Linked DNA regions of Homo sapiens: all the other regions are linked to region 1. The links are chromatin loops, found by intact Hi-C in ENCODE. Cell type or tissue: A673. All regions are shown on one strand. Region 1 overlaps DYNC1I2 (dynein cytoplasmic 1 intermediate chain 2). Region 2 overlaps HAT1 (histone acetyltransferase 1). Region 3 has its middle 76 kb from the start of CYBRD1.

Region 1 (8,000 bases):
CTTATGTCTTATTAAAAGGTGTGTTAAGAGATTTTCTTGGTGAGGACATGCAACTTCCTGGCCCAAAATAAGCATTCTTAATCAGCTGTGGATTTTGACTACCTATGTTTAATTTCATTTCAGAAGTCAAAAAGTACATTTAATACTCACTATTTTGTGTGTGTGTGTGTGTGTGTGTGTGAGAGAGACAAAGAGGAATAAGTAGTAATACTTTTCCCAATATGATCTTTGAAAGAAAGCTGAAATCTTACTGAACTTTTGAAAAGCAAGTCCCAACATGTATGCAGGATCCTAAAACAAACACGAAATGTAATTTTACAAGGAAGATGCAAGTTCAGGAATGCTTGACAGTAAACATTCTCAATGTTGTCCTTAGCAGTTATTCCTTACTCTTGACATTTTATGCATTATTATTCTCTATCTTAATTAGCAGAACTAATGACTTAATAGAACAGAATTGAACTGTTTAACAGAATTGTTTACATTTTCAATTACTGAATGGGGAATCAAGCACAAGAGAGAGGTTTTACACTATTTACACCCAAAACATTCACGTAATAACCAACAAAAAGTTTAAACAGAAAAATCTAAAAGCATTAATATCTCTATTTTTAATATAAAATAATTAGCATAAAACCGGTTGACTATTTAGTACTAAGTTAATTAAATGTGACAGTTAAAATATTATTAAAAAAAAACAAAGAAACCTTTTTTTTCTCCCAGTGTCCAACAGAGAATTTCTATGCCATTTTAGATTTTAAAATGTTAGGACTAACTCGACACAACTATTTAGAGTCCCTTTAAAGTATCAACAGTATTTGGGCACTGAATGCATTCTATCATTAAAACATTAAAAGGAAAATTACTGTACCTAGATCCCACGGCGCCATCTCCAGAGTCTTGGCTTCCAGCTTCACTTGGAGTGCTCACAGATTTGGAGGATGGAGACATAGGAGGAGGGACTAAATAGTGAAATAGACAGGTATCCGCTGTTACTACACGGAGAGGTTGCTCAGCTTATGACGTTTCAAAAATAATTTAATGAAGTAATTAACAAAAAAGAAAAAAACAATGGCAAACCAAAAATCAAAAATATATGAATGAAAATGAACAGCAGAAAGAAAGGGGAAAAGACAAAAAGTTAACAATGCATGCTGAAGATTCATGCAATTTTTCTGGCAAAATGCATTTGAGCTTTATAATTTTTTTAAAAAGGCAAGATTATGGAAGGATGCATCTTCATCTCATCCATCACCAAATGTGGCCACTAATTTTCAAAGGAGAGCATTCCTTCTCCCCCTTGTAACTTTTCACTTTTAATATCACCAGATTATAAATATTATTTACAATTGCTGCCAAAATTCAACTCTGAAATATGTTTCATTAAGTTATTTAATCTCTAGTTTCTCAAGATTTATTTTAAAATATTAACTTTTGTCTAATAATTTTTTCTTTCAAAAAGTAATGTTTAAAATGATTTCACTGCCTCCCCCCCAAAAAAAGATATCAATTTAGAGAAATGACTGCAGCTAAAGGAATGGCTCCTTTAAAATGTTCATTAGTTTCCAGCAATTTGGGTGAAAAATGCAAACAGGCAATAAAACAGCATGCCTTCTAGACATTATGCATAACATAAAGTGATGCATGCAAATAAACAAGGCAAGACTTATGGGAACTTCCTTACCCCAGTATTCAGAAAAAACTGAAGTGTACAGACAAAGATACAGACACCCAAAATATTCTTAATCCCTTCTTATAGAAAAATACACATTTTTCATAGTATATAAAATAAACAGCAAGTGCTTTCCCCTAGATCCTCAACTTTTAACATTATATAACAACAGCTGAACGTGCACATTTCATGCTATGACATTTGTAAAACTTTTTGATTACCGTTGCAGGGAGTATAGGAGGATCATCACTGCCATCTTCTGGTTAAATTTTATCATAAATGTCCCCAATCCCAAGTATCTTTTCAAAATAATTTTTCAGTGTATGATATTAAGTGACTAATACAGTTTATGTTGAGCTGAAAGCCCTTCTTTTAACAGTCTACTGAAAAGAAGGCAAGTTCCTAGTTATATAGGAACTAAAGAAATAAGTATTTAATTAAAAGTCTGTGTTTTTTAGGATAGTCACATTCATTGAACCTTAAAATTATGTCTAAATGTTTATACACGCTGCAGTAAAAACAGTGGGCTTGGTAATCTATCAAAATGTATAATATATTATGATGGCTCACATCTTAAACATAAGTATAAAACTGATCATCCTTATTTTTTCAATGGTAAATTCTAATTGACACCAATAAGATTATAAGAAAAAAAAATCACAACTAGAATATTTCTTTCCTAAGATACAGTGGCTAACTGCTTAAATTTCAAAGGACTATAAAAACTTCATCAATGTTTCTAATATTGTGATTAAATGTGTCAGAAACAACTATAAGACCAGATAGCTTCCTATAGTTTACATGTAGGTGGCACTGTGCTAGGTGCTGTATGTATAATTCAAAGTACCTAAAAATGATTTTCATCTAAAGTAGAAGAATATTAATGTCCCTTAATTTATCTTAGGTTACATTTCTTCATTTTTTGTCCATCTTTCACTGTGAGGCTTCCCCTAGTCTAAGTCCCAACTGATATAGGACTAGAGTAATACTTAACAGTTGTTTGCCTACTGTGCTGTAAACACAAATAAATGTTTATTAAATTATAGTGAGGCACCACAATGTTTTCAAGATTTTTAAAGAAGAAATTTTGTATGCTTTAAATTACATACCTAATTTCATACTCAGAAAAACAATTTTTCCAAGTGTACATATCAGAGGTTGGAGGAAAATTAGTAAAATTCCCATCAATCTATTTGTGATGAACTACAGAATTCTTTTTCAGTTTAACATGCTTTTCCCCCTTTCTGATGATTTCAAGTATCAATGACTCCACTGAACAAGTTCAACAGTATTTTACTTGGTTAAAGACTACATTTTTAAAAAATGTTAATCAAAATTCTTTACAGAAACAGGCTAAATACTAATTACACAGATAAACAGATACATTAACAGCCAGTTCTGAAATAAAAGTTTCAGAAATAAAAAATAAAAGGGTGATGCTACCATATTATCACAGTTTCTTAGCCAAAGCCAAAATAAATCACAGTGACTTCACATTTGTAATTATATAAATATCTCCATCCCAGAACTATCTTCTTTCTCCCAAATATAGGTTCAAGCCAAATGATGGAAAAGACTCTATAAAGGACTCTTAGCTATTATCTGAGCCACAGCTACATTTTGCAATAATAAATAATGTATACCACAGAAGGGACAATCCTAGAAAAAAATTACTATCATTACAAAAGGAGGAATATTAATTTTTAAAAAGGGGAATGATAGTGTTATTTGGTAACTGCTACATTTTAATCCAATTAATCTAGAAAAATCAAAGAATACTAGAATTATGCAAGAAGGCAAATACCACTATATTCCCAGACTTCAATAAACCCCTGAGAACAAATGAATGCATGCATTCAGGAGGCCAAAACAAAACAGAAACACTAATCAACTCACAGGTTCTCAAATGTAAGAAAAGACTCACTTCTGGAATTCATTTTTAAAGACAGTTTGTAAGTCTAATCAGCCTTGAAAATAACATAAACCATTACTAATTAATTTTTGCCAAGTATCTGAGATATGATCTGCTTAGTAAGAACAGTGATTCAATCAGATTACCTTTACTCCACAGTTCTGCACATAAACAGCCTAAAACAGGTTTTAAATGGTATAAAGTAAAGGAATTAATATAAACATAGGTGAATATGTTAATGAATTTCAGCTTCTTAGAAGTTTAGAGCACAGATACCTATTCTCTTCTTTGACAACTGTCACAGAAGAAAAAAAAAAAGAAAAAAAAAAAAAGCTAAACCATGGCAGTCACTGATCATGTAGGTAATGTGAGAAAGACTGTACTTCTTTAACTATCCAGGACAAAAAGGCAATCAAGAAAGCCTTTCCTACCAGCTTAGACCTTGTCCTTCCAAGGATATAAAATTAACACTGCTGGCTTCTGGCCTGTGAAGAAACAACTAGAATATTTTTAGACCACAAAGGACCTGGGAATGCACCTAGATTTAGAATTAGCATTAAGTCTGGGTCAACCACTCAGAACTACACAGAAGTCTCAAGGGCAAAGGATGGCACATAGCTGAATTATTTTTCAAGTAGAAGAAAGCCTCTGGCAAGAAGGGGTTTTTATCAGGAAGAAAGACCTGGAAAAGGTAGAAAGCTAAGGAAGGTGAATGTAGGGAATGGGAGTGTTGGTAGAAGACTGTGAAATGGAAGGAGTGAGCTTTTGGGATGCGTGGAACCCAAAGTTGTGAAGTCTCTTCTAAGGTCATCAATGATACTCAGTACTCAAACACAGTCCACGTTACAATAATGCCCCCTTCTGGACACAAGTGTTCTTAGCCCGGAATATTAAAATTTAAATAACTACCTATTTTTCATACCTTACTTTTTTTTGACCTTCTGAAAGATGTTACTTTAAACCTTAACTCTCTGAAATATTAATTTCTTCCTTCCCCTTGCTCTTTCTCTTCATAATGAGGTTTAAATATCCTCTACTAATCTCTCGTAAGAGTTTCATTTCCTTTATTCTCCTTGTCAATGTGATTTAGAGCATTACATTAAAAAAAAGAAATTAATAAGTGAAAATAACATTTTAGCTCGGGTGTGATGTGTCATGCCTATAATCTCAGCACTTTGGGGGACTGAGGCAAAAGGATTCCTTGATCCTAGAAATTTGAGACAAGCCTGGCCAGCATAACAAGACTCTGTCTCTACAAAAAATCAGCTGGGCATGGTGGCGCATGGCTGTAGTCCCAGCTACTCAGGAGGCTGAGGCGGGAGGATTGTTTGAGCCCAGGAGGTCAAGGCTGCAGTGAGCCATGGTTGCACCACTGTATTCCAGCCTGGGTAACAGAGTGAGGCCCTGTCTCAAAAAATAATTAAATTAAACAATACGATTTAGTTGTTGTCCTAAAGCAGAATGGCTTTAATTCGCCCTTACCAGGCGGTAAGACATGACCTAGTAATAATGGAACAAAAATTTAGGTGTCTAGCCTGTGATGGCACCAGAGGTAAAAATGTAAGTAATATATTCTCCTTGCTCTCAAGAATCTCTAACAAAAAGTCATCAAGTTGCCAAATAATTAAGAATCTACCAGTAGGCAGGGACAGTGACTCATGCCTGTAATCCCAGCATCTTGGAAGGTCAAGGCAGGAGGATCGCTTAAAGCCAGGAGTTTGATACCAGCCTGCACACTCAGCCTGTAGAGATGGGTGAGTCCCCATTTCTACAAAAACAAAAAAATTAGATGGCTATGGTAGTGTGAACCTGTAGTCCAAGCTACTTGGGAGGCTGAGGTGAAAGTACTGCTTGAGCCTGGAGGTAGAAGCTGCAGTTTGTGCCACTGTACTCCAACCTGAACAACAGAGTGAGACTGTTTAAAAAAAAAAAAACTACCAGCAAAGAAAAGTTATGAGAGGTTTGATTAGCTGTATCTCTTTTTTCTTTAAACCAATTGTTTTTAGTAGGAAAAAAAAATCCACTTTAGGAAAACAATAGATTGATTTTTTAAAATAAACCCAGTGTTTTTATACTTCTATGCTTTAAAAATATTTAATAAGGAGTACATTCTATATTGAAAAGAAAAACAAGTATCCATCCTAAGTCATGATACAAAATAGATTTTTTACTGTGGTTTACTGTCAAAAAAGGTTTGAAAGCCATGGCCTTCATCCGTATCCTGTATTTTTCAGGCCAAATTACAAATAAATACTGGACTTGTAGGCATATGTTTTAAGGATTATGAAATGCACTTAGCCTAATTTTCTAACGGTAATGAGATCTTCAGAAAGCCTTTAACCCTTCACAGGTTCCATTATAATGGTAAATCTGCCAACAAGAAAGGGAAACATCATTTAGAAATAAGAACCTCAAAGAAAGGAAAAGATGTAGATCTAACTTGGAAACTTAAATTCTTAAATCTAAATACAGTGTTAACCTTTTCTGGGAAGGAACAGCCAACCCTTTGTTCATAGCTATTTGGAGAAACTGGTAATTCAACTGTTAATCAGCTCATGCTGCTTTGATAAACACAATCTCACATGCCTACACATTATTGAAAATTTCAAATAGATATCATAAGCTAAATAAATTAAAGCAATGACATTTGGCTTGTTTTTCAAAGCATATTTATTTACTGCTCCCTACAATGTTCTATCTTGACCAGAATTGAGTCTCCACTCTTAATTACTGACAGCTAAAAACTCTGAAGTCAAATAGTTCACAACAGATAAGCTAATATTTAATCAAGAGGAAGATACTATTCCGCCCCACTCAGAAAAACCTTTGTTGAAAATTATGCCAGATAGTATACTCTGTAAAAAATTTTTTATTAATAATCTATTTATAAAATGACTGGAGATAAAATATGCTACCTTCCCCACTGTCTTATAACTAATCCAAATACTCAACAAAGTTTAAATCATATATAAAATGTTCTTCAAAACCTTTCTATAGCCAATCATGTTCACTAGGGACATTTTTATTTTAAAAAGTAGCTACTTAACTAAATTATCTCTCCATGGCTTAATTTAGTAATAACATTAAACTAACAGTATGAAGTTTAATGGTATCTTTCTTCCTTCTCCCTTTCTCTCTTGTATCTACACTCATAAACAAACAAAAAAAAAGTTGGCATAAAGAAAAACAGCAAGGGGCTGGGCACAGTGGCTCACACCTATAATCCCAGCACTTTGGGAGGACCAGGTGGGTGGATCACTTGAGGTCAGGAGTTCGAGACTAGCCCGGCCAACATGGTGAAACCCCGTCTCTACCAAAAATACAAAAATTAGCTGGGCTTGTTGGCAGATGTCTGTAATCCCAGCTACTCAGGTGGCTGAGGCAGGGGAATTGCTTGAACCTGGGAGGTGGAGATCGTGCCACTGCACTCCAGCCCGGGAGAGAGAGCAAGACTCCGTCTCCAAAAAAAAGAAAAATAGCAGGGGAATGATCTCTTTTAAAGTTTATAGTCTAAACATGCCCATTCAAGATGAATATAAAAATACAATACTAATACTACAATATTTACCCCAGCAAAAAGCTTGTTTTTGAGTTCAAATCCATTAAGATAAAATCAGTTTGTTATTGGCTACAAATGGTTTATCAAGACATATTTTTTATTTTAACCAACTTTTCTCAGAGTCAACTCTCAAAAATCAGAGTCACCTAAGACAGGCTATAAAACTAGGATAATTGGCCAGGCACAGTGGCTCACACCTGTAATCCCAGCACTTTGGGAGGCTGAGTAGGGTGGATCACGAGGTCAGGAGATTGAGACCATCCTGGCTAACACGGTGAAACCCCATCTCCACTAAAAATACAAAAAATTAGCCGGGCGTGGTGGCGGGCGCCTGTAGTCCCAGCTACTTTGGATGCTGAGGCAGGAGAATGGCGGGAACCCAGGGGGTGAAGCTTGCAGTGAGCCAAGATCACGCCACTGTACTCCAGCCTGGGCGACACAGCAAGACTCTGTCTCAAAAAAACAAAAAACAAAAAACAAAAAAACTAGGGTAATTGAAAGCTGGTTATAGTTACGATTAAACAAGCCAGTCTTTAGTCTCTACAGTAGTTTGGTTTAGTGACCCATCTAAGACACTATCCTGCTTAAAACTCTATTAAAATGCCTTTCATCACTTATAAGGCTACGATTTTTTTAAATGTTGAAATCTCTCAGAAAATCCCTCAAAAATTTGTGACTTTGATTTATGGGTAAATTCTCTGTGAATGTGGGCTGGACTTAGTGTTTCTCTTCCAATGGACAGAATGTGGCAGAGGTGATGCTTTGTGACTTCCAAATCTAAGTCATAAAAAGGACAGTTTTCTTCTGACTCTCTTTTTCTCTTCGATTGCTCACTCTGGGAGAACCCAGCTAACATG
Region 2 (8,000 bases), 250 kb before region 1:
TCAGCATTTTTTTTTTTTAATAGGCAGGGTCTTATTATGTTACCAAGGCTGGTCTCAAATTCCTGGCCTCAAATGATCCTCCTGAGTCAGCCTACAGAGTAGCTGGCATTACAAGCACAGAGCAGGAGGTGTTAATAAAAGCAAAGGTCAAGGACAACCAGATGAAAAAATCATCAGTGTCTGAATAATCAAGTTTATTGTATTGTAAAATTCAGAATTATGTTTCCTTTAAAGATGGTGGCTAGTAGAGATTTTATAGGCATCTTAATTGTGACTGAAGAATTTTAGGTGCAACTAGAGCATTCAGCTTGGAAAAGTAAAAGAATGGATGATTAAAAATTAATGTAATGACATAATCCTAATAAGAAATAACTTCTAAGCAGATGTTATGGCTGCTGACCATCTATGCAGTATGATCTGCAAAGCCCTAATATATTAGACTCAAACCTAACATCCAAAATAAAATTTTTTTATTGTTTCCACTTAAACCTATTTCTTCTATAGTTTTCCCAGTTAACAGTACCATAATTGAACTTGGGCAATGGGGTTCTCGTTTTTTTTCTTCATCTGTCACATCTAATTCAACAGCAGACCTCCAAAATGTTCCTTACTCTGACAACTAAGTCCAGTGTCACCTCTAACACTGCAATGTTCCGGTCTCTTCTTTCACTTTTGCCCTATACAGTGTGTTCTCTGCACAGCAGCCAGAATCATATTTTAAAAATATAAATCACATTGTTTATGACCTCCACCTACTTAAGAATGCCTCTAAAGAATGCCAACTACTCTTATTTCTTGCAAACACCTATCACAGAACACAAGATCCTATATGATGATCTAGCTTTGCATCCCCTTCAACCATCTCCTACCCCTCTCTCCATCACCACAATGATTTAACCCTGGTAATCTTTCTGGACTACAAAAATGCCAAAAATGCTGTATTTTTAGAGCCTTTGTATCTTAGTAAGCTTTACCCTCAGATTATAACATGGCTGGTTCCTCCTTTATCATTCAGAAATGAGCAAAATGTATCTTCATAATACTGCCTGAATTTAATTTGTGTATTTACTATTTTGTTTACTGACTGTTCCTCTTGGCTAGAATGTAAGCTCCATGACTTTGTCTGCCACTGTATCGCTGGCATCAACAACACAGAAGGCACTATGGAATGAACACTCACTGCAAACTGAGATAGAAGAAGCAAGCCCATGACCCACATATCCCCTACCCAATCGTTTTTAATAAGGGGAAAAAAGTCTTTGTTTGAATACGCAATATAAATGATCTTTGACCACAAAGCAAATAAGTAACTCTACAAAGAGACATTATAAAAGATTGATTCCTTATTCCTAACACAGTATTTCTAAATGGAAAAACCTAATTTTCAAGAATGGAACAATTAGATGTCAATGCAAATACACAGCTATTTTCACTGCATGAAATATTTAAAAGATTTATCTATAACTAAATCAATAGTTCCTTTGGAAGAAATCAATTCAGTGCTATCAGCTGCAACTGTAAAAAACAAAAACCCTCCAACAGTGGGTTTACACACAAGGAAAAACATCACCTGCATTTTTAATAAGAATATCTAGCTGGGCTTGGGTCTGGAGAATTTAGCAATCTACATATTTGATTATGAAAAAACTCTATTTTAATAAATGTGTTAAATGCTAGTTTATCTAAGATTACATCTTTTCAAACATCAAACCACTACAGTATTACTCAGAATCACTTTTGTATCTGCACAATTTCAAAAGTTATCCTGGGAAACAAACTATATAAAATAAAACAAATATTAAATGTAGTTACATATTATTTATCTGGCAAGCTCAGTCATCTCAAACATGGCTGGGAAGTGGGGAAAAACACACAAAAAAACCAAATAGAACTCAAAATATTTCTAATACTAAAGTTGAATAATGAATATGAAACTACTTCAGATCTTTTTCATGCTATGCACAATTCATATTATATGAAACTATTTCAGATCTTTTTCATGCTACGCACAATTAGTTTTATAGATGGGGCATAGGGTTGGCAAAAGAGGTAAAGTCAGAAGTTAATGTCAGTTTAAAGTCCTGAAAAAGTTGGTGGCATTGTTAATGTTTTAGGAACTGCTACTTCTGCAAAAGAAAGTTATGACATACAGTATGAAGTAATCAGATTCCATCAAGCTTACCAATATGGTATTTTTAACCATAAGGGGTTTGCTAGTGTGAAGCTCCTTACAATGATAGCAGTAAACTGGGAGCACATGGCATAAAACACAGGAGAAGGCTGGGTACGGTGGCTTGTGCCTGTAATCCCAGCATTTTGGAAGGCCAAGGTGGGAAGATTGCTTGAGGCCAGGAGTTTGAGGCCAGTCTGGGCACTATAGCAAGACCCCGTCTCTACAAAAAATTAAAAATTAAAAAAATATTTTTTTTAATGAGGGGGAAAAACACATGGTCAAAAGGGGAAAGATACCTATGTAACAAACGTGCAAGTTCTGCACATGTATCCCAGAACTTAAAATTAAAAAAAAAAATAACGGGAGAGAGAGAGAAAAAGCAGTAAGCCCAAGAGCCTGGATCCTCTTAGAACAGGTCATAAATATTCCTAACATCTTTTAATCAGGATATTATTATATATTATGCATAATAACACTAAATAATCATCTCCTAGTACAATACTGATTATTTACTAGTTGTATGACTTTGGGCAAAACCTTTAAATATAACAAATCCCTCAAAATTTAAATAATAAAAAAGGGCCAAGTAAGTCAGTTCCAGTAATGAGAGGAGGTTTTAACCAAAAATATAGATGGGGCATAGGGGTGGCAAAAGAGGTAAAGTCAACAGTTAAAATCAGTTTAAAGCCCTGAAAAAGTTGGTTTAATTGTTAATTCTTTAGGAACTGCTACTTCTGCAGAGGAAAGTTATGACATACAGTATGAAGTAATATATTTCATTTTCCATACTTGTGTCTAGCACAGTATTACCAACAGTATATCAGATATAATTTACTAAAACTTGCTGGATTAATAAGTGCAAAGAAAAGAGATTTTGCTATAAGAATTAACTTTCAATTTTATAAATATGATTTAGTGACAAAATGGGATTTAATCTTTAAAAAAATCAATGGTGAAGTTTCAATGCCCTTAAATGAGGAATGCTCGGAAACAGAACAAGCCTAAAATATAATTTTCTTAAGGCCCTCAAAGATTCATGTCCATCCCACATGCAAAATACATTCATTCTATCCAAACATTCCTAAAAGTCTCAACCATTACCATATCAACTCAAGCCCAAAATCTCATCTAGATATAGTCAGTTCAAAAGTCACACCTCTCATCATAGGTAAGACTGTGGGTATGATACATCCTAGGGCAAAATTCCTCTCCATCTATGAACCTGTGAAATTAGAAAACACAGTATCACTTCCAAAAGACAATGGTAGGACAGGCATAGGACAACAGTTATAGAATCTCTCATTCCAGAAAAGGAAATGGAAGGAAGAAAGGAGCCACTGCCACCAAGCAATTTCAAAATTCAGCATGGCAAACTCCATTAGGTTTCAAGGCCTAAGAATAACTGTGGCCTGCAGCTCCACCCTCTGGACCCAAAGCTTTGCCCTCAGAGTCATTCTTCCACTTTCTTTAAAGGTAGCACATGTTGGCAGCTGAGCAGTTTTATTAGCCTGTTTCCTGCCTGTGAAATTTGGAGAGTTCATACAGCCTTCCTTCATTTTGTCCTGTCAATCCAAGCTGCACTATAAAGTTTTAATTCTCAAAACCCTTGAGTCGCCTGTGTACGTCATGAGGGTTCATACCATTAGACAAGAGGGTCCTCCACAAATGTTCCCCAGATCTACATTCCTAGCTTTTTGCTGAGACAACTGAGGAGATCCATGAGTCACGTGCCTAATCCCTTCAGCACTAGCAAAAGGTTATCCTGTCACACTCACGGCTTTCTCTCCAGAACACACTTTCCACCTTCCTGACAATGAATATCCTAACTAGTGTCTTCTACAATCTGGATAGGTTAAGAATTTCCCAAATCATCAAGTCCTGTATCCTTTTTGTTTAACAGTTCTTCCCTCAATTTATCTCTTTCATCACTTTACTATAAGCAGCCAGAAATCAGGCCACACCTCCAATACTTTCCATGAAAACCTCCTCAGCTAAACATCCAAGTTCATTGCTTACAGTAAGTTCTCCTTTCCACAGAACTGCAGGACATAACTCAGCTAGGCTTTCTGCCACTATAGAACAAGGATATCCTTTTCTCCAGTTGCCAAATACATGTTCCTCATTTTATTCTAAGCCCTCACCAACCAGAGGCAGTTCTTTTGTTTGTTTGTTTGTTTTTTGGAGACAAGGTCTGGCTCTGTCACTCAGGCTGGAGTGCAGTGGCACCATCTTGGCTCACTGCAACCTTCACCTCCCGTGCTTAAGCCAGTCTCCCACCTCAGGCTCCAGAGTAGCTGGAACTACAGGCACACACCACCACACCCAGCGTGTGTGTGTCAGCGTGTGTGTGTGTGCATGCGTGCGTGTGTGCGTGTAGAGATGGGTTTTCGCCATACTGCCCAGGCTGGCTTGAACTCCTGAGCCCAAGTGATCTACCTACCTTGGCCTCCCAAAGTGCTAGGATTACAAATGTGAGCCACTAAGCCTGGCCTTTTTTTTTTTTTTTTTTTTTTTAAAGACAGGGTCTCACTGTCACCCAGGCTGGAGTGCAGTGGCATGATCATACTTACCTTACTGTAGCCTCAACCTGCTGGCCTCAAATGATCCTCCTGCCTCATTCTCCTCAGTAGCAGAGGCACTTTTTTTTTGAGACAGAGTCTCGCTCTGTTGCCCAGGCTGGAGTGCAGTGGCGCGATATCGGCTCACCGCAACCTCCGCCTACCGGGTTCCGGTGATTCTCCTGCCTCAGCCTCCCGAGTAGCTGGGATTACAGGCATGCGCCACCATGCCGGGCTAATTTTTGTATTTTTAGTAGAGACGGGGTTTCACTATGTTGGCCAGGCTGGACTCAAACTCCTGACCTCGTGATCCACCTGCCCTGGCCTCCCAAAGTGCTGTGGGATTATAGGCATGAGCCAACGCATCCAGCTCATGTTCGTGTTTCTACCAAAACTAAGTTTATGACTATATATATATTCTCTAAGATGATACAGGTGTTCTCTCCTACACTCCTAGCTTCATTCTGAGCCCTAACCAACAGTCCATTATTTCCTTTATTTATTTATTTATTTATTTTTGAGATGGAGTTTTGCTTTTGTTGCCCCGGCTGGAGTGCAATGAATGGCGCGATCTTGGCTCACTGCAACCTCTGCCTCCCAGGTTCAAGTGATTCTCCTGCCTCAGCCCCCCAAGTTGCTGGGATTACATGTGCCTGCCACCACGCCCGGCTAATTTTTGTATTTTTAGTAGAGATGGGTTTCACCATGTTGGCCAGGCTAGTCTCAAACTCCTGACCTCAGGTGATCCTCCCGCCTTGGCCTTCTAAATTGCTGGGATTACAGGCATGAGCCACTGCGCCCAGCCCATATTTCCTTTAACATCCATATTTCTACCAACAGTCCATTCAAGGTAATCTATGCTTTTTCTATCATGCACCTTCAAAACTCTTCCAGCCTCTACCTATTTCCAAAGACACTTCTACATTTTTAGTTATTGGTTATAGCAGCATCCCACTTCCTGGTATGAAAACCTGTATTCGTTTCCTGTGGCTGCTATAATAAATTACCACAAACTTGGTGGCTTAAAACAATATTTATTCTCTTACGGTCTGGAGGTGTTCTGAAATCAGTATCACTGGGCTGTAACCAAGGTAATACACTCCCTCTGGAAGCTCTAGGAGGGAATCTGTTCCTTTCTTCTTCCAGCTTCTAGTGAGTAAGCATTCTTTGGCTTCTGGCCATATCACATCTGCCTCTGTGGTCACACTGCCTTCTCCTTTTCTGTCATCAAGTTTCCTTCTGTCTCCCTCTCATTAGGATACATGTCATTACATTTAGGTCCACCCAAATATTCCAGGATAATATCAAGATATTTAATTACATCAGCGAAGTGCTTTTTGCAATATGAGGCACCATTCACAGGTTCCAGATATTAGGACATGGATATCTTTTGGGGGGAACCATTATTCAGTCTACCACAGATGCATACTCATCTCTCTCTCTTTTTTTGAGATGGAGTCTTGCTTTGTCACCCAGGCTGGAGTGCAATGGCGCAATCTTGGCTCACTGCAACCTCCACCTCCTGGGTTCAAGCAATTCTCCTGCCTTAGCCTCCCGAGTAGCTGGGATTACAGGCATGCACCACTGCGCCCAGCTAATTTTTGTATTTTTAGTAGAGACGGGGTTTTGCCATGTTGGCCAGGCTGGTCTCAAACTCCTGACCTCAGGTGATCCGCCCACCTCAGCCTCCCAAAGTGATAGGATTACAGGCATGAGCCACTGTGCCCGGCCTCATCTCTCTCTTTACCTTTATCCCCTTTTGATACACTCACTTTAAATAGTTTTATAATGTGATCAGCTTGATCATCCATGTATTCCATCCATAAAGGAATATATTAGCAAAATTTGTGGGATTAGAAATGCAGCAAGAGAAACTTCAATAGATTCCACACTAGGTAAAAGTGGAAAATTTAGCTATTTCCCTCCATCTTCTTTGACTTATAGGAAATAACCACAATAAAAAACAAAAGTTGGCAAAAAAATAAAACTCTGATCACAAAGGCAAAGATTTTTATGAAGAAGGTCCATGCAGGAAACAGAACAGGATCATGATCACAGGATTAACTGTAATGACAGGGAGGCAAATGCCTCCATAACTAAAGACTGAGTATATGATTTTATTTAATTAATTAATTTTTTTTTGAGACAGTTTCACTCTGTCACCCAGGCTGCAGTGCAGTGGCACGATCTCAACTCACTGCAACCTCTGCCTCCCAGGTTCAAGCAATTCTCCTGCCTCAGCCTCCCAAGTAGCTGGGATTACAGGTGTGTACCACCACGCCCAGCTAATTTTTGTATTTTTAGTAGAGACGGGGTTTCACCATGTTGGCCAGACTGGTCTTGAACTCCTGGCCTCAGGTGATCCGCCCACCTTGGCCTCCCAAAGTGCTGGGATTATAGGCGTTAGCCACCACACCCAGCCTGAGAATGTGATTTTAAAACTACCATGTAACAGATTCTCTCTTCCCTCAAACCTTAATTTTTTTTTTTTTTTTTTTTTTTTTTTTTAAGAGACAGGGTCTTGTTCTGTTGCCCGGGCTGGAGTGCAGTGGTGCCATCATGGCTCACTGGCAGCCTCAAGCTCCTGGGCTCAAGTAATCCTCCCACCTCAGCCTCCCAAGTAGCTGAGGGTCTCACTATGTTGTCCAGGCTGGTTTCCAACTCCTGGGCTTGAGATCCTCCCACTTCAGCCTCCAAAAGCACTGGCATTATAGGCACAAGCCACTGCACCCAGCCCAAACCTTTAATTTTTAGAAACTATTTGTTTATTGTTTGTTTGTTTTGTTTTTGAGACAGGGTCTAGCTCTGTCATCCAGGCTGTAGTACAGTGGCATGATCTCAGCTGACTGTAGCCTCTGCCTCCTGGGCTCAAGCCATCCTCTGACCTCAGCCTCCTGAGTAGCTGGAATTACAGACACATGCCACCACGCCCCACTAATTTTTGTGGTTTTTTTGAGAAATGGGCTCTCACTATGTTGGCCAGGCTGGTCTCGAACTCCTAAGATCAAAAGATCTGCCCCCCTTGGTCCCCCAAACTGCTGGGGTTACAGGTGTGAGCCACCGCACCTGGCCTAAAACCTATTTTAAAATAAATTAAATTGGAAAACAGTTTAAAAAGTATTTCTGTTCTTACCTCTACACAGTCAAAGTTCTCATCAACTTTAGATGCATATTCAACACGGAACATTGTTGACAGGCTACCAGCAATATAGTATAACAGGATCTTTAGACCCTTGTAACCAAAAGCAGTTTCACTGAAATGGAAAAAA
Region 3 (8,000 bases), 110 kb after region 1:
TAATCCACACTTCCAACCACAACATGATTTTTGCAGGGATAGGGTTAGGCTTGGGCTGACTAGAGATTTTCTTCAAAGAGCCTCCTCATCATCAAGGCCCTTTGGAGTTTAGAATGTGTGTGGAAGGGAAGATGCCAACGCGAAGTGTGTGAGAACAACAGAAGGAGGAGACTTTCTTTTATTTTTATTTTCGAGATGGAGTCTCCCTTAGTCGCCCAGGCTGGAGTGCAGTGGAGTGATCTCAGCTCACTGCAACCTCCGCCTCCCAGGTTCCAGCAATTCTCCTGCTTCAGCCTCCTGAGTAACTGGGATTACAGGCACGTGTCACCACGCCTGGCTAATTTTTGTATTATTAGTAGAGATGGGATTTGACCATGTTGGCCAGGATGGTCTTGAACTCCTGACCTCAGGTGATCCACCCACCTCTGCCTCCCAAAGTGCTGGGATTACAGGTGTGAGCCACTGTGCCGACGTATCTTTTAATTTTTAAAATAGAGATAGGGTCTCACCATCTTGACCAGGCTGCTCCTGAACTCCTGGCCTCAAGTGATCCTCCCATCTTGGACTCCCAAAGTGCCGGGATTACAGATGTGAGCCACCACATCTGGCCAGAAGGAGCAGACTTTGTCCAGAGAATTTTTAAAGAGAAAAAAAGCTGGTTAAAAGTGGGGATATCTGGGGCAGAGCACTTGGGAAGGTTATGGAAGCTGGAGGCCAAGAGGCGCCATCGCAGAACAACACAAAAATTCAGGTGAGGTGAGGAGAAGGGAGAGCAGCTTTGGGCAGCACAGAAGGCAGCAAATACAGAAAATTATAAAGATCAAAAACCTGAAATCCCACCATCCAAAGACAGCCACAAAGGTATTTTGGTAAACATCTTTCCTGATATTTCCATATTCAATCACGTGCTTTAACATTCTTTAAATCAATTAAAAAAAAACAAAAACAAAAAACAAAACAGGGTCTGGCTCTGTTGCCCAGGCTGGCATGCAATGGTGCGATCATGGCTCACGGCAACCTCTGCCTCCCAGGCACAAGCAATCCTCCCACCTCAGCCTCCTGAGAAGCTGGGATTACAGGCACGTGCTGCTATGCCCGGCTATTTTTTTTTTTTAGTAGAGATGGGGTTTTGCAAGAGCCTAAGTTGCCAAGGCTGGTCTCAAACTCCTGGGCTCAAGGGATCCACCTACCTTGGCCTCCCAAAGTGCTGGGATTACATGCATGTAATCCGTGCCCAGCCCACATCAATCTTGGCTAGAGGAAACAAAGGGGAAAGATTACTTATTTAGGACATGGACATCCATGTGTGCTGCCTTATTGCTAACATGCTCACAAACCACTAGAAAGAACTTTTTCAGAAACTTGAATTGCCTCTGTCAGATTCTCCAGAATTTCTTTTCTTCCTTCCTCCGTCCCTTTCCTGGGCCACCTCCTCCATAGGCACCTGTGTCACTGTCAGAAAACATAACAGAGCTTGTTTCTCTTGGGACCGCATTGTGCTTTAGGGGTTCTAGCCTAACCTTATCTTTTTCCTTCAGAGCAGTGTTTTTCTTGGGTATCTCTATGGAACCCATCAGGAAAGCTCATCTCTTGAGTACCCAGGAAGCTAAGAGGGCAATAGCTGGCCAGAGTAGATCAGGGAAAGGCAAGGGAAAACTCTATGCTCACCACTTAGCTTACTCCTACAAAGTGTGTGCAGCCCATATCCAGCCAAGTTATGACTTGCCTTTGAACAGTTAACTGAGCATGATACTGCCTGATTGAAGGGTGTGGAAAGGAAACCAACATTTGGTGAGCTCCTGCTCTGTACTCTGTACTAGTTACTTTTTACATTATTTTATTCAATCTTAAAAAATGCAGAGAGACAGCATTGGTATTGTTGACATTTTGCAGATGAAGAAACTAAGGCACAGGGAGGCTAAATAACTTGTCAAAGCCACCAAATTCCTAAGTGGCAGAGCTGATATTCAAATCCAGGTGTGATTTATCCAGCTCAAAAAATCATCATCCTTCTCGCTGGGTAGAAACCCTGTGGTCAACTAGAGAGTCCAGATCTCTACCTTTGTTCTTGCTTTGGGTTGCTGCTGCTATCCAATACAGAAGGACTTTGGCCTTGAACTGTAAAAGTCGTTCTTTAGGGTAGGCATTGCCATTGCCTGATGTGTTAGTCCAGGTCCTCTGAGAAGCAGACACCAAGATGGAATTAAATGTGCAAAGATTTTATTAAGAAAAATTCTGCTGTGAGAGACATGGGCAGGAGGAGAAGGCTGAGAGCCGTCAGATGGCAATGCAAGTCCGATCTCAAAGAAGAAAAGGAGGGAAGGTTGGATGAAGCATCCTGGACCACTGAGCAGTGTAAGGAAGGTTTGGCAAAAACCTTCAGCCATAAGAGAAGTCCCACATCTCCAGGAATGAGCCTGCCTTATTATCCCCTCCCTGCTCAGTTATCGGCTGGGAGGCGCGACGGGCAGCAAGGGTCTTAGTGCAAATGCTGGGACGGACAAAAAGTGAAAGACAACCCACAGAAGGTGAGAAAATATTTGCAAATCATATATCTGATAAAGGACTTGTCTCCAGGGTATATAAATAACACAATTCAATAATAAAAAGATAAATAACTCATTTAAAAGTAGGCGAAGGATCTGAATAGAAATTTCTCCCATAGACATATACCAATGGCCAATAAGCATGAGCAGATGCTCACCATCATTAGTTATTAGGAAAATGCAAACAAAACCACGATGGGATACACGTCACACTCACTAGGATGGCTATGATAAAAAAGAGGGACAATAACAAGTATTGGTAAGAATGTGGAGAAATTGGAACCCTTATACATTCTGGTGGGAATGTTAAAGGGTGGAGCTGCTTTGGGAAACAGTCTTGCAGCTCCTCAAAAAGTTAAACATCTATTTATTCTGTCTTTCTTGTATAAATTATACCTCAGAGCAATCAAACTATTGATGAGTCATTGTTTTCTTGATAGATTTCAGCTAATAAATAAAGAAGGAATGATAGAAATCGAGTCTTATCATTTTGCAACTGCTCTCACGTACGGGTACAGACAATGATCACCAATGGGCTGCTAACATTACAGACAACCAGGCATTGTGAGCCCCCTAGTGGAAGTTCACCATGTATGACATACTGTTGATAAATAATCAAACCTGAATCCAATACAGTAGACACTAGCCACGTGTCTATTTCCATTTCAGTTAACCTCTATGTGCTGTCCATTATGGTGGGCACTAGCTGCTTGTGGTCAACTTTAAATTAATTAAAATAAAATAAAAATAATTCAATCCCTCGGTTACACTAGCATAATAGCCACATGTGTAGATATAGAACATTTCCATCATCACAAAAAGTTCTATTGCACAGGGCTGAAAATCTACCCGTTTATAGGAAGTACAGGGGACTAAAGAACATAATTCACACAGTGTAAGGATTCTATCAGCAGATCTAGGATGTGGGAAACTTTATGGGACAAATGACCCAGTTCTTTCAAGAAATAAATTACAAAGGGGAAAAAGGAGAGAGGAAAGAACTTCAATTGAAAGAGATTGAAGAAAAACATCATCAAATGCAAAGCGTGACCTAATTTGGATCTTAATTGTAAAACTCTGAAAAGCATTAGGGAGGCAATTTGGGAAATTTGAACCTTGGATATTTTATGGTCTTAAGGAAACATTGTTATTTTTTAGTGATATTATGGTTATGTTTAATAAAAGAGTCCTTATCTTTTAGAGATACATTCTGAAAGGTTACAGGAGGAATAGTCTAGATTTTTCTTTAAAGTAATACAGCATGGAAAAACAGTTGACTAGGGTATAAGATTTGCCATAATGTTGATAACTCTTGAAGTTTGAGACTCCATTAAATTGTTCCCTCTATCTTATGTTTATGTTTGACATTTTCCATAAGAAATGTTTTAAAAATTACTGGTTTTAAGTTTATTTTTATTTTTTTTCAGACAGGGTCTATGTTGCCCAGGCTGGCCTCAAACTCCTGGCCTCAAGCGATCTTCTCACCTCAGCCTCCCAAGTAGCTGGGACTACAGGTGTGCCACCATGCCCAGCTAAGTTTATTTTTAGAATCATAAACTAGGCCTGATTTTTTTGCTGTTATATCTTTTTTAGTCTCCATGTGAGAATGTTTGAAGCATAGAAGTAAATGGTTAAGACAGACAGGTGCGGACCAGGGAACAGGCTGGCATGTTTGGGAGATGGCATGCACAGCATCTGGCCACTCTTTAGGTGCTCATTAGTAAAATGTATGTGTCTTTCAAATAATTACTATCTTGTTAATAGGAAGTTTTAATTCAACTGAATAAATTCAATTCAATAAATTTTCAGAACAATTTGATAAATGTCTCATGAAGCCAATGTATAATAAAGTATTTTATCATTTGAGCACTTGATCTGTGCATAACACTCCCCTGGAGTCTGTGGATGATCCAAAAGAAAAAATAGGGAAAACTCCTAAAAAAATTATCTGGCCTTGTTAGAGAGGTAGGATTTATATGTATAGAATAATTATAGGAAATGACTAGAGGATTTCTGAGGATGGTTTAAAAAAAAATAAAAAGGAGAGTTGAAAAGGGACTTACAAAAAAAAAGGTAGCCCAAGGTTTTGCTCTAATCTAATGTTGTTGATAATGACAGTGTAAGATCTCAGAAAATGATAACCCAAAATGAAGACCTCAGAAGCAGCTCTCTCTGACCTTCTTCTCGCCTCCTGTCACTGGCCTCTCATTCTCCCCCAAGGCTAGCTACTGAAGAAACTCTTTGGCAAGGTGCATCTCAGAAACCAAAATCCATTTCCCCTAAAGCCAGCCATAAAACCTAAACATATTATTCTAACTCCACTCCTCCACCCACATCACCTTTCTGTGTAAAAACTGGCCATAAAGAAGCAATTTGACCTAGTTTGTCTGATTGTAGGTCATAAGATCTCCCCATTCCAGAGAGGGTCCAGCCCCATACCCAAGAGGAAGGAAGGCTGCACAGAGGCCAAGAAGAACCTAAATAGAGGCCAGGTGTGTTGGCTCACACCCGTAATCCCAACATTTTGGGAGGCCAAGGTGGACGGATCACCTGAGGTTGGGAGTTTGAGACCTGATGAAACCCATCTCTACTAAAAATACAAAAATTAGCTGGGTGTGGTGGTGCGCACCTATAATCCCAGCTCCTTGGGAGGCTGAGACAGGAGACTCACTTGAACCCAGGAGGCAGAGGTTGCAGTGAGTGGAGATCACACCACTGCACTCCAGCCTGGGTGACAGAGTGAGACCCCATCTCAAAAAATAATAATAATAAATTAAACATAAATAAATAATAAATAAATAATAGACAGGCCTTCTTGGGTTTCCCCACTCAGTCTATTATAGCTCATAGCCTTTCCGTCCACATTTTGGTGAACCTAAGCATGAAAGTAGACAGTTTCATCCGTATCTTTGGGTCTTCATTCCGAAGGCTCCTGTGTCATGTAAAACTATGGTCAAATACATTCATATGCCTTTTCTCCTATTACTCTGCCTTTTGTCAGTTGATTTTTGCAAACCTTTAGGGGCCACGGGGAAGTTTTCCCTTGGCTCTTATAACAGCTAACACAGGGCTTAGTACACAGCCAGCCTTTGTATGAGGCACTCACACTTTACCTCATTTAGGCTCATATTCTTGGGCAGGAAAATCGAGATCATAGTGGCCTGTATATTTTTCTCCCATATTTTAACTGTAGACACCAGGAATATCACTCCTCAAGCTTGCCTCACTCAACCTGAGCTGGTCTTTGCACACATACACGTGCCTGTGAGGAGGTGGTGGGGGAGTATGGGGAGACTGGGAAGATGTAATGGAAGCAAGACTCACCCAAAGGAAGCCCTTGGGCTAACTCACTATGGTGAGACTTGGTGTGAACTGGTGAGCTGAGCCAATGTACTTTTTTCTCTAGGGAAACTGATTTGCAAATACAGAAGGAATTATCTGCCTGGAAGAGGAGAGAGAAGGGAGCAAAGGCATAAAGAGCAAGAAGCTGAATCACATTAATGGCTAAACGCCAGCAGAAAGCTCCTGTGACTCAACCTGACTCTCCATTCTGATTTTTCCAAGGTCTAGTTATTTAGATTTTTCAAGTCCTCTTTGCACATTTATTCTTTTATAGCTAGCATGAATTTCAGAGTCTTAGGACTCAGATATGCAAAAATGTTTTTCTAATTCAAACTGTAGCATTTAGTTTAGACTCAGTCTCTTCTGGGTAAGTAAACATCAACTATGAAATTCTCCCTTCCTTCTTCTCCTTCCTTTCTCCCTGGAGAGATATGAATTCCCAGGTGGAACACAATGGGAGTGTCCATGGAGTGCTGGCATTAGGAGGAGCTCTGGTCTGAGCTTTGCTCACCCTCCCCAAGGGACCCACATGGTCCTAAATGATCTTTCTACCACATGCCTGGCTGATGGCTCTGACCCCAACAGCTCTGAGGCTGGTCCCATACTCTGCCTCTTCCTCCTTCTGTGGCCTAAATAGTCACCTCCACTTTCTCTTGGAGGGTCAAGGGCTCTTGGTTTTGTTCCCTGGACCATGCTGGCATTCACTGGCTTTTGAGAGGATTTCCCATTTTATGGAAAATCTAGAATCTGCCTGGACCTGTCCCTCAGCCACCACAGTCTGTTCAGGAACTGTTGAAGGTGGCACTTAAAATATATATATTTTAAATTTTTAACTTTTATATTAGATTCAGGGGTACATGTACAGGTTTGTTATATAGCTAGACTCACATCATGGGGGTTTGTTGTACGGATCATTTCATCTCCCAGGTATCAAGCCTAGTACTCAAGTGTCATTTTCTTTCTTTCTTTTTTTTTTTTTTTTTTTTTTTTTTTTTGATGGAGTCTTGCTCCGTCGCCCGGCTGGAGTGCATTGGAGTGATCTTGGCTCACTGCAACCTCCAACTCCTGGGTTCAAGCGATTCTCCTGCCTCAGCCTCCTGAGTAGATGGGATTACAGGCACGTGCCACCATGCCTGGCTAATTTTTGTATTTTTAGTAGAGATGGGGTTTCGCCATGTTGGTCAGGCTGCTCTCGAACTCCCAACCTTGTGATCCGCCCGCTTGGCCTACCATAGAGCTGAGATTACAGGCATGAGCCACTGCTCCCAGCTCAAGTGTTATTTTCTCTGCCGTTTTCCTCCTCCCATCCTCCACCCCCAAGTAGACCCCACTGTCTGTTGTTCCCTTCCTTGTGTCCACGTGTTCTCATCATTCAACTCCCACTTATAAGTGAGAACATGTGGTTTTTGGTTTTCTGTTCCTGTGTTAGTTTGCTAAGAATAATAGCCTCCAGCTCCATCCATGTTCCTGCAAAAGACATTTTTTATGGCTGTGTAGTATTCCATGGTATATATGGACCACATTTTCTTTATCCAATTGGATGCAGCACTTTCTTTCTTTCTTTCTTTTTTTTTTTTTTTTTTTTGAGACAGAATCTCGCTCTGTCACTAAGGCTGGACTGCAGTGGCATGATCTCGGCTCACTGCAAGCTCCGCCTCCCGGGTTCAAGCAATTCTCCCTGCCTCAGCCTCCCAAGTAGCTGGGATTACAGGCACCCACCACCACGCCTGGCTAATTTTTGTATTATTTAGTAGAGATGGGATTTTACCATGTTGGCCAGGCTGGTCCTGTACTCCTGACCTCAGGTGATCCACCCGCCTCAGCCTCCCAAAGTGCTGGGATCACAAGCGTGAGCCACCGTGCCTGGCAATGCAGCACTTTTCTATGAAACCTGTGCTCTCCCCAACTGCAACACTGGGGATTGGGCACAGCCTTTCTGTCTGGGTCATCACTTCCATGAGTCTTTTCAAAAGATGTGCTTTACTGTTTCTTCATTTTCTAGTTCATTATTTTTTTCCCTTATGATTCCCATCCTTCCACTTTCTTTAGGTTTATCCTATTGTTCTGTTCCTATTAGCTAAATATTTGGATGCTCTTTTAACGACATATTTG

What was found. Peaks named below come from ENCODE experiments on the same cell type or tissue, not always from the same donor. Only the 100,000 strongest peaks of a DNase experiment are listed, where the experiment ranks them.
Region 2: it touches region 1 in a loop (2.3-fold over the local background); 2 of 110 quality-filtered maps call a loop at or near these places.
Region 3: it touches region 1 in a loop (4-fold over the local background); 15 of 110 quality-filtered maps call a loop at or near these places.

Annotation. Positions count from the first base shown.
Region 1 is chr2:171,700,249-171,708,248 of GRCh38, reverse strand. DYNC1I2 (dynein cytoplasmic 1 intermediate chain 2) reads right to left here. Exons shown (of 18, transcript NM_001378.3): 4 at 1,685-1,702; 5 at 872-962. Among named protein-coding and RNA genes, the nearest start is that of DYNC1I2, 17 kb to the right of the region's middle. In A673, CTCF peaks have their summits at 1,959 (motif pointing left) and 4,451 (motif pointing left); DNase peaks (open chromatin) are centred at 1,648, 1,878 and 4,418; H3K4me3 peaks cover 1,910 bases; H3K27ac peaks cover 5,707 bases.
Region 2 is chr2:171,952,866-171,960,865 of GRCh38, reverse strand. HAT1 (histone acetyltransferase 1) reads right to left here. Exons shown (of 11, transcript NM_003642.4): 4 at 7,865-7,985. Among named protein-coding and RNA genes, the nearest start is that of HAT1, 34 kb to the right of the region's middle. In A673, a CTCF peak has its summit at 3,587 (motif pointing left); DNase peaks (open chromatin) are centred at 3,625 and 5,905; H3K27ac peaks cover 830 bases.
Region 3 is chr2:171,594,049-171,602,048 of GRCh38, reverse strand. No RefSeq gene overlaps it. Among named protein-coding and RNA genes, the nearest start is that of CYBRD1, 76 kb to the right of the region's middle. In A673, a CTCF peak has its summit at 3,121 (motif pointing left); a DNase peak (open chromatin) is centred at 3,108.